Linked DNA regions of Homo sapiens: region 1 is linked to region 2. The links are chromatin contacts, found by Hi-C in ENCODE. All regions are on one chromosome and are shown on one strand. Each heading gives the region's core, a stretch centred on a gene start or an enhancer-like site at or near the end of the contact. The rest is flanking DNA. Distances are from core to core; before and after follow the strand shown.

Region 1 (7,144 bases), core at 4,549-7,048, 1.7 Mb before region 2:
AAAAAAAAAAAAAAAACAGGCTGGCGCGGTGCCTCACGCCTGTAATCCCAGCACTTTGGTAGGCCGAGGCAGGCGGATCACAAGGTCAGGAGAGCGAGACCATCCTGGCTAACACGGTGAAACCCCGTCTCTTCCAAAAATACAAAAAATTAGCCTGGCGTGGTGGCGGGCGCCTGTAGTCCCAGCTACTCTGGAGGCTGAGGCAGGAGAATGGCATGAACCCGGGAGGCCCAGCTTGCGGTGAGCTGAGACCGCGCCATTGCACTCCAGCCTGGGCGACAGAGCGAGACTCTATCTCAAAAAAAAAAAAAAAAAAAGTTCAGGCGCGGTGGCTCACGCCTGTGATCCCAGCACTTTGGGAGGCCGAGGCGGGCAGATCACGAGGTCAGGACATCAAGACCATCCTGGCTAACACGGTGAAACCCCGTCTCTACTAAAAAAATACAAAATAAATTAGCCGGGCGTGGTGGCGGGCACCTGTAATCCCAGCTAGTCGGGAGGCTGAGGCAGGAGAATGGCGTGAACCCGGGAGGCGGAGCTTGCAGTGAGCCGAGATCGCGCCACTGCACTCCAGCCTGAGCGACAGAGCGAGACTCCGTCTCAAAAAAAAAAAAAAGAAAAAGAGCTTAGTAGTTTTTCTAGACACCTACTAAAACCAGTCAGAAAATATAAAAGAAAAAATATGCTATCCACATTACATCAAAAATATAAAATACCCAGGAATTAAATCTAAGAAGAAATGTTTAGAGCTTAGACGAAGAAAATGATAATACCCTAGCCGGGCACGGTGGCTCACGCCTGTAATACCAGCATTTTGGGAGGCCAAGGCGGGGGGATCACTTTAGGCCAGGAATTTGAGAGCAGCCTGTCCAACATGTCGAAACCGGGTCTCTACTAAAAATATACAAATTAGCCAGGCATGGTGGTGTGTGCCTATGATCCCAGCTACTCAGGAGGCTGAGACAGGAGAGTCGATTGAACCTGGGAGGTGGAGGTTGCAGTGAGCCAAGGTTGCAGTGAGCCAAGATCGCACTACTGTACTCCAGCCTGGGCTACAGAGCCAGACTCCATCTCAAAAAAATTAAAAAAATAAAAAAATATACTGTCTATGTTAAAGATGATAGCTCAGATTTCAGATTTAGGAAGGGATGGATTTATCTGTCAATTGGATTAGACAACTTTCTGTTACTCAAGAAAAAATTAAAATTAGATTCTTACATCAGACTACAATACCAAAATAAATTCCAGATGGAATCAAGATTTAACTATAAGCATTATAAAAATATACGGAGATTTTATATATATATATATATATATATATATATATATGCGCGTGTGTGTATATATATGTGTGTGTGTGTGTGTGTATATATATATATATATATATATATATATATATATATATATATATATATATATAATTTTGATTTCAAGAAAGTCTTTCTCGGCCAGGCGCAGTGGCTCACACCTGTAATCCCAGCACTTTGGGAGGCTAAGTAGGGTGGATCACAAGGTCAGGAGTTCAAGATCAGCCTGGCCAACATGGTGAAATCCCGTCTCTACTAAAAATACAAAATTAGCCGGGCGTGGTGGAGCATGCCTGTAATCCCAGCTACTGGGGAGGCTGAGGCAGGAGAATTGCTTGAACCCAGGAGGCAGAGGTTGCAGTCAGCCAAGATGGCGCCATTGCATCCAGCCTGGGCAACAAGAGCGAAAATCCGCCTCAAAAAAAAAAATTTTTGATGGATTTTATGATACATAATTTTAAAGTTCTATGGCAAAAATCACTAAAAGGTTTTAACAAACAAAATTTTGACAGGAAATATTTGGAACATATATAGACAAACCATATGAACAGGCAATTAACAAAAGAAGAAATGCAAATGGCCAATAAATCTATGAAAAAAATGTAAAATTTCACCTGCCATTAAAGAAATGTGCATTAAAACGAAGATAATTTTTTTTTTTTTTTTTTTTCTGAGACGGAGTCTCGCTCTGTCACCCAGGCTGGAGTGCAGTGGCATGATCTCGGCCCACTGCAACCTCTGCCTCCCGGGTTCAAGTGAGTCTCCTGCCTCAGCCTCTTGAATAGCTGGGATTACAGGTGCATACCACCACACCCAACTAATTTTTGTATTTTCAGTAAGAGATGGGGTTTCACCATGTTGGCCAGGCTGGTCTTGGACTCCTGACCTCAAATGATCTGCCTTCCTCAGCCTCCCAAAGTATTGGGATTACAGGAGTGAGCCACTGCACCTGGCCCCCACCCCCATCTCTATTAAAATAAGAGAAAAGAAACATAAAATAACGAACCAACAAAATAATAATACAACTCATTGTAAGTAAAATGCTATCCTGAGTTCTGTGAGTCACTCTAGAGAATTCAAGTTCTCTAGAATTACCACCTCAGCTGGCTATTTTATTTTTATTTTTATTTTGTAGAGACAGTTTCACCATGTTGCCCAGGCTGGTCTTGAATTCCTAAACTCAAGTGATCCGCCCGCCTCAACCTTCCAAAGTGCCAGGATTACATGTGTGAGCCACTGCGCCTGGACTTCAAATTCTTTATTATACAACACAGAGTAGATGCTCAATAAATATCTGCTAAGCAGAAACACACACTCAAAATACCAGAAATTATCAAGGAAGGGAATGCCAGTTGGTCTCTTGGGTTCTTCCTCCTGACAGGTATACACACCTATTGCAGAGACAAACACTTAGGCTGTCAGAAACCAATACTGTTAAACATTCCAATCAGGTGACAAACTCCCCAGGCTCTGGTTTATATTACCAAGCACCCTGAGGATAACTTGGCTTCCTCTGTGGCTTGTTTATAGAAAGAGAATGCTACCCAGGCTGACATGAGTTTGCATTTCTGATTTGATTTCTCATTGTAAATTAATAAACTGGCATTCTGGCTACATAGATCAGTCTCTTTGAACTCTTTGTACCTTCCACCATTAGTGTGGTTTCTTTTTTTTCTTCTTCTTCTTTTTTGAGACGAAGTCTCGCTCTTGTCCCCTAGGCTGGAGTGCGATGGTGCGATCTCGGCTCACTGCAACCTCCGCCTCCCGGGTTCAAGCGATTCTCCTGCCTCAGCCTACCAAGTAGCTGGGATTACAGGCACCTGCCACCATGCCTGGCTATTTTTGTATTTTTAGTAGAGACAGGGTTTCACCATGTTGGTCAGGCTGGTCTCAAACTCCTGACCTCAGGTGATCCGCCCACCTCAGCCTCCCAAAGGGCTGAGATTACAGGCGTGAGCCACCGCGCCTGGCCCATTAGTGTGATTTCTAAGGCTCAAGCCAGACACTGCCCAAGACCCAGGACTGGACTCTGGCAGGTTCTTCCAGCTGGTGCCACCCCAGGAGCCTCTGGGAGCCCCTGGGAGCCATCCAGCCTGCTCCCTGCCTCTACATTTCAGGGTGTGGGTTTCAGGGCATTCACAACATTCCTGCAACAGAAGAGTTTCGGGAACACCCCCAATAGGTTCTGGGTGATTTGAATGTAATGGTAAGAAGGTATGTTAGAGATGTGGTTGTAACTGAGAAATCTTAAGCCTAGTGAATTTTATTCCACTTGACTTAAAGAAAGAGCACGTGAAAGAAGGGGATCTGAGGACATCTATAAACAGGGCCCCAAGGGCATGAATTTACTAGTGTTTATCTGGTCTTGTCTAGGGTCTGGAGACCCTGACTCTGGTATACCCAAGCTTTGCAGGGGCTGTAGAGGTTTACTCTTTTGGATGGAGAATATAATTCACTCCTCTAACACCTGAATGAGGGAAGATTAGCTCATCTCCTTAGCTGCAATTTGATTTAATGCTCAACAGGCAAATTTCTTTTCTTTTTTTTCTTTTTCTTTTTCTTTTTTTTTTTTTTTTTTTGAGACAGAGTCCTGTGCTGTTGCCCAGGCTGGAGTGTAGTGGCGCAGTCTTGGCTCACTGCAACTTCTGCCTCCTGGGTTCAAGCGATTCTCCTCCCTCAGCCTCCCAAGTAGCTGGGATTACAGGTGCCCGCCACCATGACTCGCTAATTTTTGTATTTTTAGTAGATATGGGGTTTTACTATGTTGGCCAGGCTGGTCTCGAACTCCTGACCTCGTGATCTGCCCACCTTGGCCTCCCAGAGTGTTGGGATTACAGGTTGAGCCACCGCACCCAGCCAGCAAATTTATTTTCTTTGATTTAATGCTCAACAGGCAAACTTCTTTCCTCCTCCTCCTCCTCTTCCTCCTCTCCTTCTTTTTTTTTTTTTTTTTTTTTTTTGAGACAGAGTCTCACTCTGTCACCCAGGCTGGAGGGCAGGGCAGTGGCGCCACACTGCAAGCTCCGCCTCCCAGGTTCACGCCAGTCTCCTGCCTCAGCCTCCTGAGTAGCTGGGACTACAGGCGCCCGCCACCACGCCCGGCTAATTTTTTGTATTTTCAGTAGAGACGGGGTTTCACTGTGTCAGCCAGGATGGTCTGGATCTCCTGGCCTCGTGATCGACCCACCTTGTCCTCCCAAAGTGCTGGGATTACAGGCGTGAGCCACCACACCTGGCCCTGCTCTCCTTCTTCTTCTTCTTCGTTCTCCTCCTCCTCCTCTTTTTTTTTTTCTTTTTGAGACAAAAGTCTCACTCTATCACCCAGGCTGGAGTGCAATGGCATAGTCTCAGCTCACTGCAACCTTTGCCTCCCAGGTTCAAGCGATTCTCCTGCCTCAGCCTCCTGAGTAGCTGGGACTACAGGTGTGTGCCACCACACCCTGCTAACTTTTTTGTAATTTTAGTAGAGACAGGGTTGCACTAATTTGGCCAGGCTGGTCTTGAACTCCTGACCTCGTGATCCGCCTGCCTTGGCCTCCCAAAATGCTGGGATTACAGGCGTGAGCCACTGTGCCTGGCTCCTCCTCTTTCTTTTCTTTCTTCTTCTTCTTCTTCTTCTTTTTTTTTTTTTTTTTTTTTTGAGACAGGGCCTCTCTCTGTCACCCAGGCTGGAGTGCAGTGGCACAATCTCGGCTCACTGCAACCTCCACCTCCTAGGCTCAAGTGATCCTCCCACCTCAGCCTCCCAAGTGGCTGGGACCACAGATGCGAGCCACCATGCCTGGCTAATTTTTGTATTTTTTGTAGAGACAGGTTCTCTCCATGTTGCTCAGGCTGGTCTTGAACTCCTGAGCTCAAGAGATCCTCCTGTCTCGGGCTCCCAAAGTACTGGGATTACAGGCATGAACCACCCTGCCTGGCCTCAACAGGCAACATTCTGATTAATAATTAGACCTCTGGGCCCGGCGTGGTGGCTCATGCTGTAATCCCAGCACTTTGGGAGGCCAAGGTGGGTGGATCACTTGAGGTCAGGAGTTTGAGACCAGCCTGGCCAACACGGTGAAATCCCGTCTCTGCTAAAAATACAAAAATTAGCCTCGCATGGTGGCATATGCCTGTAATCCCAGCTACTTGAGAGGCTGAGGCACGAGAATCGCTTTAGTCCGGGAGGCAGAGGTTACAATGAGCTGTGATATATAATGAAACAGTTTTACTAAGGAAGCAGTGACTTGGTTTCTCTAGAAATTGCCTAACACACACATTCCAGGATACATTCTCTGTCATCTGGAATCTCCCTTCCACAAACCCACGCTGTCTTAAGCACTATTTTCCTATTTGTTGTTGACCTAATCTAGAAAAAAGCTCCCGTCACTCGTTCTCCCCCACCCAGTCCCTCAGTCCCGAAACACGCTTATTCTCTGCACTTGTCACCCCACCCTTTGCTGCCCCCACCCCAGCGCGCAAACGCACACAGGTTTAAAGTTTAGGCTGTGATGCTCTCCTCGCCCGCAGATCACAGGACAGACATTCCCGGGGACAACTTTGCAAGGCCATGTGCTCGTCCTCCTTAGGAAGGAAGAGGGAGAAATCCCTGCGGCTCGGTTTTGTTCCAATGGTCTGCTCAGCGAGTGATTCCCGTTTCCCCAAAGGCTGCCCCTCATTAGCATGAACGGGGGTGGGGGTGTGGAGAAGGGGTTGGGGGAGAGAAAGCAAGCAAAAGACCAGGCTCACTTTTAGAGCCTGGGAACCCTGTCTGCAAAAATGACAGCTAGAGCTTTCTGGCTCCTCTGTTTGATCGTCGGATCATCCCCCGAAGCACCGGTGGCGGAGAGAAAAAGTAAGATTGGTGTAGTGCGGGGCCCTGGGAGCGGAGCGGGGATCTGTGGGGGGGAGCTGGGAAGGAGGCTCAGTGAAACGTGGGACGAGGAGGGGGGTCAGAGCTCGCAAGAGAGGACACCCCGGGTCTGCGTTCGTCTTATAAAGGAGCAAAGTGTGTCCCCAAGGTTTCGTGTCTCTTGGCAGCCTTTTCGGAAAGAAGCCAATTTAGCTACTGAAATGATCCCGAGCAAGCCGGGCAGGCTGGGGAAAACTTTGCATGTTAAGTAGTTGCTCCATCACGGAGGAGGGAAAGTGTCAAAAGGGGTCGTGGCGCGCCTTTCGGGAGCCGTGCCCGGGCCGGGCTCGCAGGACGCCGCGGGGTCCGCCCCCCTCGACTGGGTGAGCAGGGGCTGCGGGGGGCGCTGTGGAGGGCTGGGGGGAAGCGGGGCCGAAATCCGGCAGCCCCGGGCACTTTGCTCTCCCCGCAGCCCCAGCGCACAACCTTGGGACACCTGAGCCGGGGTTTAACTAACACGCACACACTCTTATACTTCATGCACGAAATGAAATTAAGTTACTCAGCCCGTGAAGAAATGAGGGGTTCTCTGGGGGATCGTGTTTTTGTTTTGCTTTTATTTGGATGTTCTGTCGGCTTCGCTATCTCTGGGAAAAACAGTTTCCGTACCTCACAGGGCAATTTACTCTGGGTTATTTTTCCACATGGAAATTGAATGACTTCAGTGGCATTTAACCCAAATATCAGACAATCTTTCCCATGACAACAGATGGTTATATCAATGGGGAAGCAGTTGTGAGGTCAACAGTTGACAGTCAGGAATTGGATATCCACCAGAACTTTATTCAGCTGTGCATGGCACAACCGTTTAACAACATAATGAGTCAGAATCAACCTCTTTGCAAAAACATGAACTCTAACCAGCTATTATTGCTGGGTGAAAGCTGATTTTAAAGCAGATTATCGATTTGGCAAGACTGATCAACTTTAAATGAAGTGTTGC
Region 2 (7,413 bases), core at 163-2,662:
ACAGGGTCTGTTTCATTTTTTTTGAGACGGAATCTCGCTCTGTCTCACCCAGGCTGGAGTGCAGTGGCCCGATCTCGGCTCACTGCAGCCTCCGCCTCCCGGGTTCAAGCGAGTCTCCCGTCTCAGCCTCCCGAGTAGCTGGGATTACAGGCGTGTGCCACCACGCCCGGCTAATTTTGTATTTTTAGTAGACGGGGTTTCACCATGTTTGCCAGGCTGGTCTCGAACTACTGACCTTAGGTGATCCGCCTGCCTCGGCCTCCCAAAGTGCTGGGATTACAGGCGTGAGCCACCGCGCCTGGCCGACAGGGTCTATTTTAAATGAGTCCCTCTGCCCTTGTGCCATTTGCCTGCTAGAACTCCCCCTCCCCCACTGCAAGCTTTCAACAGTTTGCTCTCTCTCTCTCTGCTCACTCAGAAAAGTCAGTCTCTCCGTGCCCAGTAGATGCAGCCTACAGTAGGCAGGGGCCCAAGATGCCAGCGCAGTCCAGCCCGATGGGAAGCACAAACACAACCCCCCCACCCCGAACGCGCCCAGCCTGGCTCGCCAGCAACTTGGACCGCGCGCAGTGCAATCGCCGCCGCTCCCCCGTTACTCCGGGGCGCGTTTCTCCGGGAACCTTTGCCCCCTTAGGGCCTCTCCTCCTCCCCTGTCCCCTGGGCTCACACCCCGGCAAGCGGCCGCTCCGCTGGGTGCGTGCGGGTGGGCGCGCCCGGGGAGGTGAGGGGCCCGGCCCGGAGAGGGATCCCCTTCGCCACCGTACGGGGCCAGCCTCCCTCTCGCGCCAGGGGGTGTGTGTGGCGGGACGGCGACGTCCCGGGAGTCCTGCCCGCCGGTGTCAGGGCCGGGCGCGCGTGTCACTCCGGGCGAAGAGTTCGGACTCCCGCCGGTTCCAAGTTATCGGAGTGAGCCAGCCCCGGGGCGGACGCGCCGGAGCGCCGGGTGCCGGGACCCGGAGGCGGGGAGGAGCGGGGCAGGAGTGCCCGGCCCGGCACCTACCAGATGAAGTCGGTGCAGTGGCTGCAGAAGGTGGGCTGCTTGAAGAAGCGCGCGATGAATTTGTGGTCCTTCACCTCGTGCACGTTCTTCTGCCTCAGCGCCCCTTTGCGGGCGAAGCGGTTGGCCACGTCCTGAGACGCCGTGGAGTCGTTGCCCGGGAAAACGTCAGCCATGGTCCCCCCCAACCACCTCTTGCCTCCGCCGGGGAGCTGCGGCCGCGGAGGGCCGGGTGGGCGGGGGCGGCGGGGGAGAGGTGCGGGCTCGGGGCGACCCCGGGCGCGGGGCGCGGGCCGGTGGCCGAGGTCGCGGCGAGGGGGCGCGGCGGGGGCCGGGGAGAGTCGGGCTGGTGCTGCGCGGAGCGGGAGCGGGAGCCGGAGCCGCTGGCTCGCCCGCTGGCCCCAGGCTCACTGACAGCCCGGTGCCCGGCGCTCGCGCTTCCTACTCGCGGCGGCAGAGGCGGCCCGGAGCGGCACCGCCCACCGCGCATGCCCCGAGCGCGAGGCCGCGAGGACGAGCGGCGGGGGCGCGCGGGCCGGGCGCGCGCGGGGGTGCGGCGAGGGTGCGGCGGCGGCGGCGCTGAGCGGACCGGACCGAGTGCGGAGGAGGCAGCGAGTGCCTTGCGGTGCTGGGAACACTGGGCAAGGGGAGGCGGCGGCGGCGGCGGCGGCGGCGGCGGCGGCGGCGGCGGCGGCCGGGGGAGGGCCGGCCCGAGTGGGGATGCGGGGGAGGAGGCCGGGAGTGGCGGGTCCGCGCTCCTCCGCCGCCTTTTTCTTTCCTCCCCTTCCTGCGCCCGGCTCTCCTCCCTCTCGCCCTCCTCCGCCTCAGTTCTCCTCCTCTTCTTCCGCTCTTGCCGCCCGGCCTCCTCCTCTCCCGGTCTTCCTTCTCCCACTCCCGCTCTCTCTCTTGTCGACGGGCTCGGAGTCCTGCGCCACCCGTGCCGGGCCGAGAGGAGCCCGCGTCCGGGAGTGGGCTCCACGCGCAGCCCCTGCCCCGGAGCCTCCCGCCCGGTGCTCACCTCCTAACCCCTCAGCACCCGCAGCAGGGAGCCCCTTCCCCATCCTCAGGACCCCCGGTGTCTCCAGGGCACGACGCCCGTGTTTTAGCTGCCTGTACCAGCTTGAGGTTTCACCTGGCCAAAATGTCACTTTCATCACGTGTGCACTAAAAGACCTAGCCCCTAGACCTTCCTACAGGAGGAAGAGAGCGATTTTTAAATAATTAAGCATTGACCCTTTCCCCTACCTTCTCTTCTTGACCTATACCTTATTTCACCTGCGTGTGGTAGAGACTTTTAATTTGTACGTCGGGCATTTATCACCACGTGGGATGGTTAAAGGACTTGTCTTAGGTATTTATCCCGTTATTCAATGGCCACCAGAGCGACGATGTTGATTATCAGGCTTTCTTGATTTTACAAGTCCAGGACCTTAATTTAGAAATCATTTTGCATCCCAAGCTAATTACTGCAATACTGTCAGGTGCAGAGTGCAGCCAGTACGTTTGTAACTTACCAAGTAAAACTGCCTGTGAAAGAGTAGCGGGCATGGCTATGCAAAGGACGCAGGTGGGGATGCACCAGCTAATCACTCGCTGAATATTTATCAGGTCTGCCTGGAGGCCGCTAAAATACATAAGGGAAATAATCATTTCTCAGCGTTTCATTGGTGTTTTGTTTTATTTGCCAGATTCACGAAATCCCCAAAACGACTTTACGAGCTAAAGAGACCAAGAAAGAGAACACGTTTGATCCTTCAATAAATTTATGTTGAAAAAAAAAACTTTTCTAAAATACTTTCTTAGAGCATGTAACATAGGCCAAGTAGAGCTAATATTGTTTTCTTTGAGATTGCCTAATTGTGATGCTTGATGATAGGAATGTCCTTTATATTTTTAACAAATGGAAGCTCTCCTGACTGGCCGTCAGTGGTGCATGCACTTGACTGATCCATTTACAATCTCTTGAGCCAGTCTTGGTGCTTCAAGAGCCTGCACCTGCCTGGTATTCTAGCTGGTCAGAAATTTCGCCACTCATGGTCGCCCCTCGGGTCCAAGGAGTCAAAAAGGGAAGAAGCAAAGAGGAATGAAGAGCAGGGCATGTTGGGGAAATAGTCCCAATTCTCCATGAAACACTAGAAGCATCTCAAGCCATGGTGGTTTATTGCTTGAAAGCAGAAATCAAATGGAACATAGTGGAATGAAATAATTTCTTTTCTCATAGTCGTCTTTTATCTAAGACGGAGATCCTGGCACATTTTACAAAGACAAGCTTATTTCTATGTCCCTGAGGCTTTCATAGGAGGATGGAGAGAGCTGGAGGGTGAAGTTGCTGATAATGGAATCCTGAGTAAAGTCATAGGAAAGACAAGAACAGAATGAGCCCTGGCAGCAGCCTGCGAATCTCCTGTGTACTCCATGGAGTGACTGTCTTAGCTGTCAGTAGATCAGATGGAACAATGTGTCTGTTTTCTTTTAGGTTGTGGCTTTGCATTCTTGCCTCAGTTGTTAGTGTTGTTCCTGGTGGGTACGAGGAGGAATGATTGACTGGAAGTCAACTGATTCATGGTTGGGCTGGGCATGAAAGCATCAATAGCCCACATCTTAGCTCAGTTGGGGAGAGGGGACTGTGCACCCAGAGTGGGGATTTATCAATTACCAAGCAGTGTAACACTGTCCCTAGCAAGGACTGATGGAAATGTGGGCCAGCATCTACTCCTGCAGCCTACCTGAAGTCCCCATGGTATAACTAAAATGGAGGAGATTAAGGACGGGAGAACCCCCTGGGTTGGGGGTAGTCAGTCAGTCATGAGGGCATGAGTAAATTTTATTTTCGAGTCTGCTATTTCATGGGGAAGGTGCGGGAAAAGAACAGGGAATGTCAGACTGAACGCAGAGTTTTTCAGAATCCGCTTCTGTCCTCTGCCTTTGAGGAGTAAGCTCAACACTGTTTGGAGAGGTGTCACCTAGACCAGGGGGACCCAGAGGCTGGAGGCTGGGATCAAAGTCAGACCACCAAACAGATGACTCAGAATCCCAATGGTTTGAAGCCAGCGGTCTTTCAGATACAATTTACAGCTTGCTGCTCTATGCAGCTAACTGGACTGTTTTCAAATGAACCAGGACATTTTCAAATTGGGCAATAGGAATTGCATAAGTATCGAAAAAGCATCATTCTGAGATTTATGGTAACCAAGATGACTTAAGGCTTATATTTTATTCTATGCACCATATTCAAGGTTTAGGAGAGGCAAGGCAACTGCCGAAATGCGTAAGCAGGCAGCAGTCAGATTCACTGTAACTGGCAGATCTCTAAACAGGTAGAGGTGAGGATCTACCTGAGTAGCAGAACACTAGAGTCAGGGGCCATTTTGGGGTAAGTTTAAGGAGCAGGGTAGTACTGTATAGGAGTGGATGAGTCAGATGCCCCAGTCAGAGGTTAGTTCCAAGGCTTCCAGGTCTGGTCCTGCAGGTTGCTCATAGCACAGGAGCTCCCAGTCAAGAGACTAAGTAGGGGCTAAAACTCAACTCGCATACTCCTTGCCAAGTGTACCTTTGGGCCTCTGTCTTCCCAGAAAAGCCACCATTTTTAAATTCACACCAAGGTACCACATGGGTTAATGAAGGCCCTGGTTGGTTGTGATTACAGTTGATTGATTCCAGTTGGTTGTGTCTCCACTGAAAGAGCTTCTGTGGGCAGCCTCCCTGGAGTTTGAGGCTTGGGGACTTTGCTTCTAAGCAAGCCTTCTTCTAGGATCTCTTTCTGTCTCCTGTATCTCACAGCATCACTAGTCCCTCAATGGCTCAAGTTGAAAACCTAGGCATCATCCTTATTCTTCCCTTGGTCTTACTCCCATATCCAATCCATGAGAAAGTTTAATTGGTGCTTCCTCCAGGACAGATCTCAAATCTATCCACCCCCAACCCTAGCCTAAGCACTATCATCTCTTTCCTGGGCCACTGCAGGACCACTTAATTGGTCTTCCTGCTTTCGTTCTTGCCCTTCTCAATTTGGACTCCACAAGTAGCCATCTTTTAAAAATGTACCTGTTTAAACCCACTTTATGTCTTGAATAAATGGAAAGATATGCCCTGTTCTCATACAGGAAGAGACATTGAAATGTCAGTTTTTCTTAATTAAACCATAAATGTAACTTAGCCCAATGAAAGTAGAATTTTTTTAGAAGTAAACAAGCTAATTCAACAGTCCAAATGAAAAAAAAAGTAGGAATAAATATCCCACCAGATATTAATCAAGAACAAAAAGAATAACAAGCCCAAGAAAAAATAATGGCAAATGTCGTGAACAGATAGTTCTCAGAAAAGGAAATACAAATAGTTCCTATGATAAAATTCTCAACATGTCTCATAAAAAGATAAATGTAAATTAAGATCATATTGAAACCCCACTGTGACCTAAGAGTTGGGCACACATAAAAAGTGTAAGGAACACACTGTTTCATTAAGGGTGTACAGAATCAAATGGTTTCATACATCATTAGCGGGATTGTAAATTGTCGCACACAGACATGATACAGAGCAATTTGGCAATAATTGTCATTTAAAAATGTATCAAACATTTTGATGCATGTACTTTTAAAAGGTTGATACATTTTATAAATGTAATCCTAGCACTTCCACTTCTATAAATGTATCTTGCATATATAAACGCACGTGTACATGAAGGCATATGTATAAAGGCAGCACTGACTCCAGTAGCAAACAATTATTAAATGTCTATCCACAGGAGATTAGTTAGATCAATTATGCATTCATTTGCTAGAATTATTTGCAGCTGTTTAAAAAATGAGATTTTTTTTTTTTTTAATTATATGTACTGATATAGAAATATCTTCCAGATGTATGAGTGAAAATGCAAAATGCAGAAATGTGCATAGAATGTTAGCATGTATGGGTTTTTAAAAAGATTATATATAAATATACATTTAAAATATCTGGGCTGGATGCAGTGGCTCATGCCTATAATCCCAGCATTTTGGGAGGCCAAGGTGAGAGGATCATTTGAGCCCAGGAGTTTGAGACTAGGCTGGACAATATAATGAGATCCGTGTCTACAAAAAATACATAAAAAATTAGCCAGGCATGGTAGCATGTGCCTGTAGTCTCAGCTACTCAGGAGGGCTGAGGCAGGAGAATTCCTTGAGCCTAGGAGATTGAGGCTACAGGAGCCAAGATTGTACCTCTGCACTCCAGCCTAGGTGACAGAATGAGACCTCATATCTAAATAAATAATAAATGAATTGCTTTTTAGCCAAAGCCATAATGCTTGAATTCTTTGAAAATTTCAAATCTGCCGGGCGCGGTGGCTCATGCCTATAATCCTAGCACTTTGGGAGGCCGAAGTGGGCGAATTGCCTGAGTTCAGGAGTTCAAGACCAGCCTGGGCAACATGGTGAAACCCTATCTCTACTAAAATACAAAAAACTAGCTGGGCGTGGCAGCATGCGCCTGTAGTCCCAGCTACTTGGGGGGCTGAGGCAGGAGAATTGCTTAATCCCAGGAGGTGGAGGTTGCAGTGAGCCGAGATTGTGCCACCACACTCCACCCTGGGCAACAGAGCGAGACTCCATCTCCCAAAAAAAAAAAAAGAAAATTTCGGATCTAAAGGACCCACCCAAATAATCCCCGTATCTTTTCATTCGTGACTAGTTTAATTGACATGGGAGAGGGTATTAAGATCGTTCATAATGCTTCCCCAAACCTTGCTGGGGAGAAGTATCTGGCCATGCACATTTCCTGAATTTTTTAAACAGGAGCCAGTGGCCTCTATCATCAATAGGAGTTAACATATTGAAGTTTTTTCTTTTTTTTTTTTTTTGAGACGGAATCTCACTGTGTCACCCAGGCTGGAGTGCAGTGGCGAAATCTCGGCTCACTGCAAGCTCTGCCTCCCGGGTTCATGCCATTCTCCTGCCTCAGCCTCCCGAGTAGCTGGGACCACAGGCACCACCCACCACGCCCAGCTAATTTTTTGTATTTTTAGTAGAGACGGGGTTTCACCATGTTAGCCAGGATGGTCTCGATCCCCTGACCTCGTGATCTGCCTGCCTCGGCCTCCCAAAGTGCTGGGATTACAAGCGTGAGCCACTGCACCTGGCCTGAAGTTTTTTCTAAAAAAAAAAAAGAAAGAAAAAAAGAAAAACTTTTATAAATGAATTTTTTGAAACATATATAAAAAGTTTCAAACAATGAATCTCATTGAATCCTTGTCACCCAGCTTCAACAATTATCAAATCGTGAAGAATCCTATTTGATCTATCTCCTTCCTTATCTCTTTATCTCTAGATAATAAAACCTTGAAATAAAACCACCGTGAGGAGACTCCTGGAGGTGATGCTATGTTCCCTGTCTGTTGGTTTCACAATTACGCACATATAAAACTCATCAAATTGTACACT

Evidence for each region. A loop is a pair of places that touch in the nucleus more often than their neighbours do. Pooled maps may share reads with other maps.
Region 1: a loop to region 2 is called in a map of gastrocnemius medialis, with 12 times the contacts of the local background. The contact joins the promoter of C17orf58 here to the promoter of PRKCA in region 2. A Hi-C loop is called at or near these places in 2 of 168 maps with a recorded cell type or tissue (CD14-positive monocyte and gastrocnemius medialis) and 11 of 50 pooled maps.

Annotation. Positions count from the first base shown.
Region 1 is chr17:67,995,123-68,002,266 of GRCh38, reverse strand. It overlaps C17orf58 (chromosome 17 open reading frame 58), which reads left to right and starts at 5,798. Exons shown (of 4, transcript NM_001382359.1): 1 at 5,798-6,144. The coding sequence starts at 6,069. RefSeq lists a silencer at 6,479-6,568.
Region 2 is chr17:66,296,612-66,304,024 of GRCh38, reverse strand. PRKCA (protein kinase C alpha) reads right to left here and starts at 1,412. Exons shown (of 17, transcript NM_002737.3): 1 at 1,001-1,412. The coding sequence starts at 1,173. RefSeq lists an enhancer at 117-618 and a cis regulatory region at 7,398-7,413.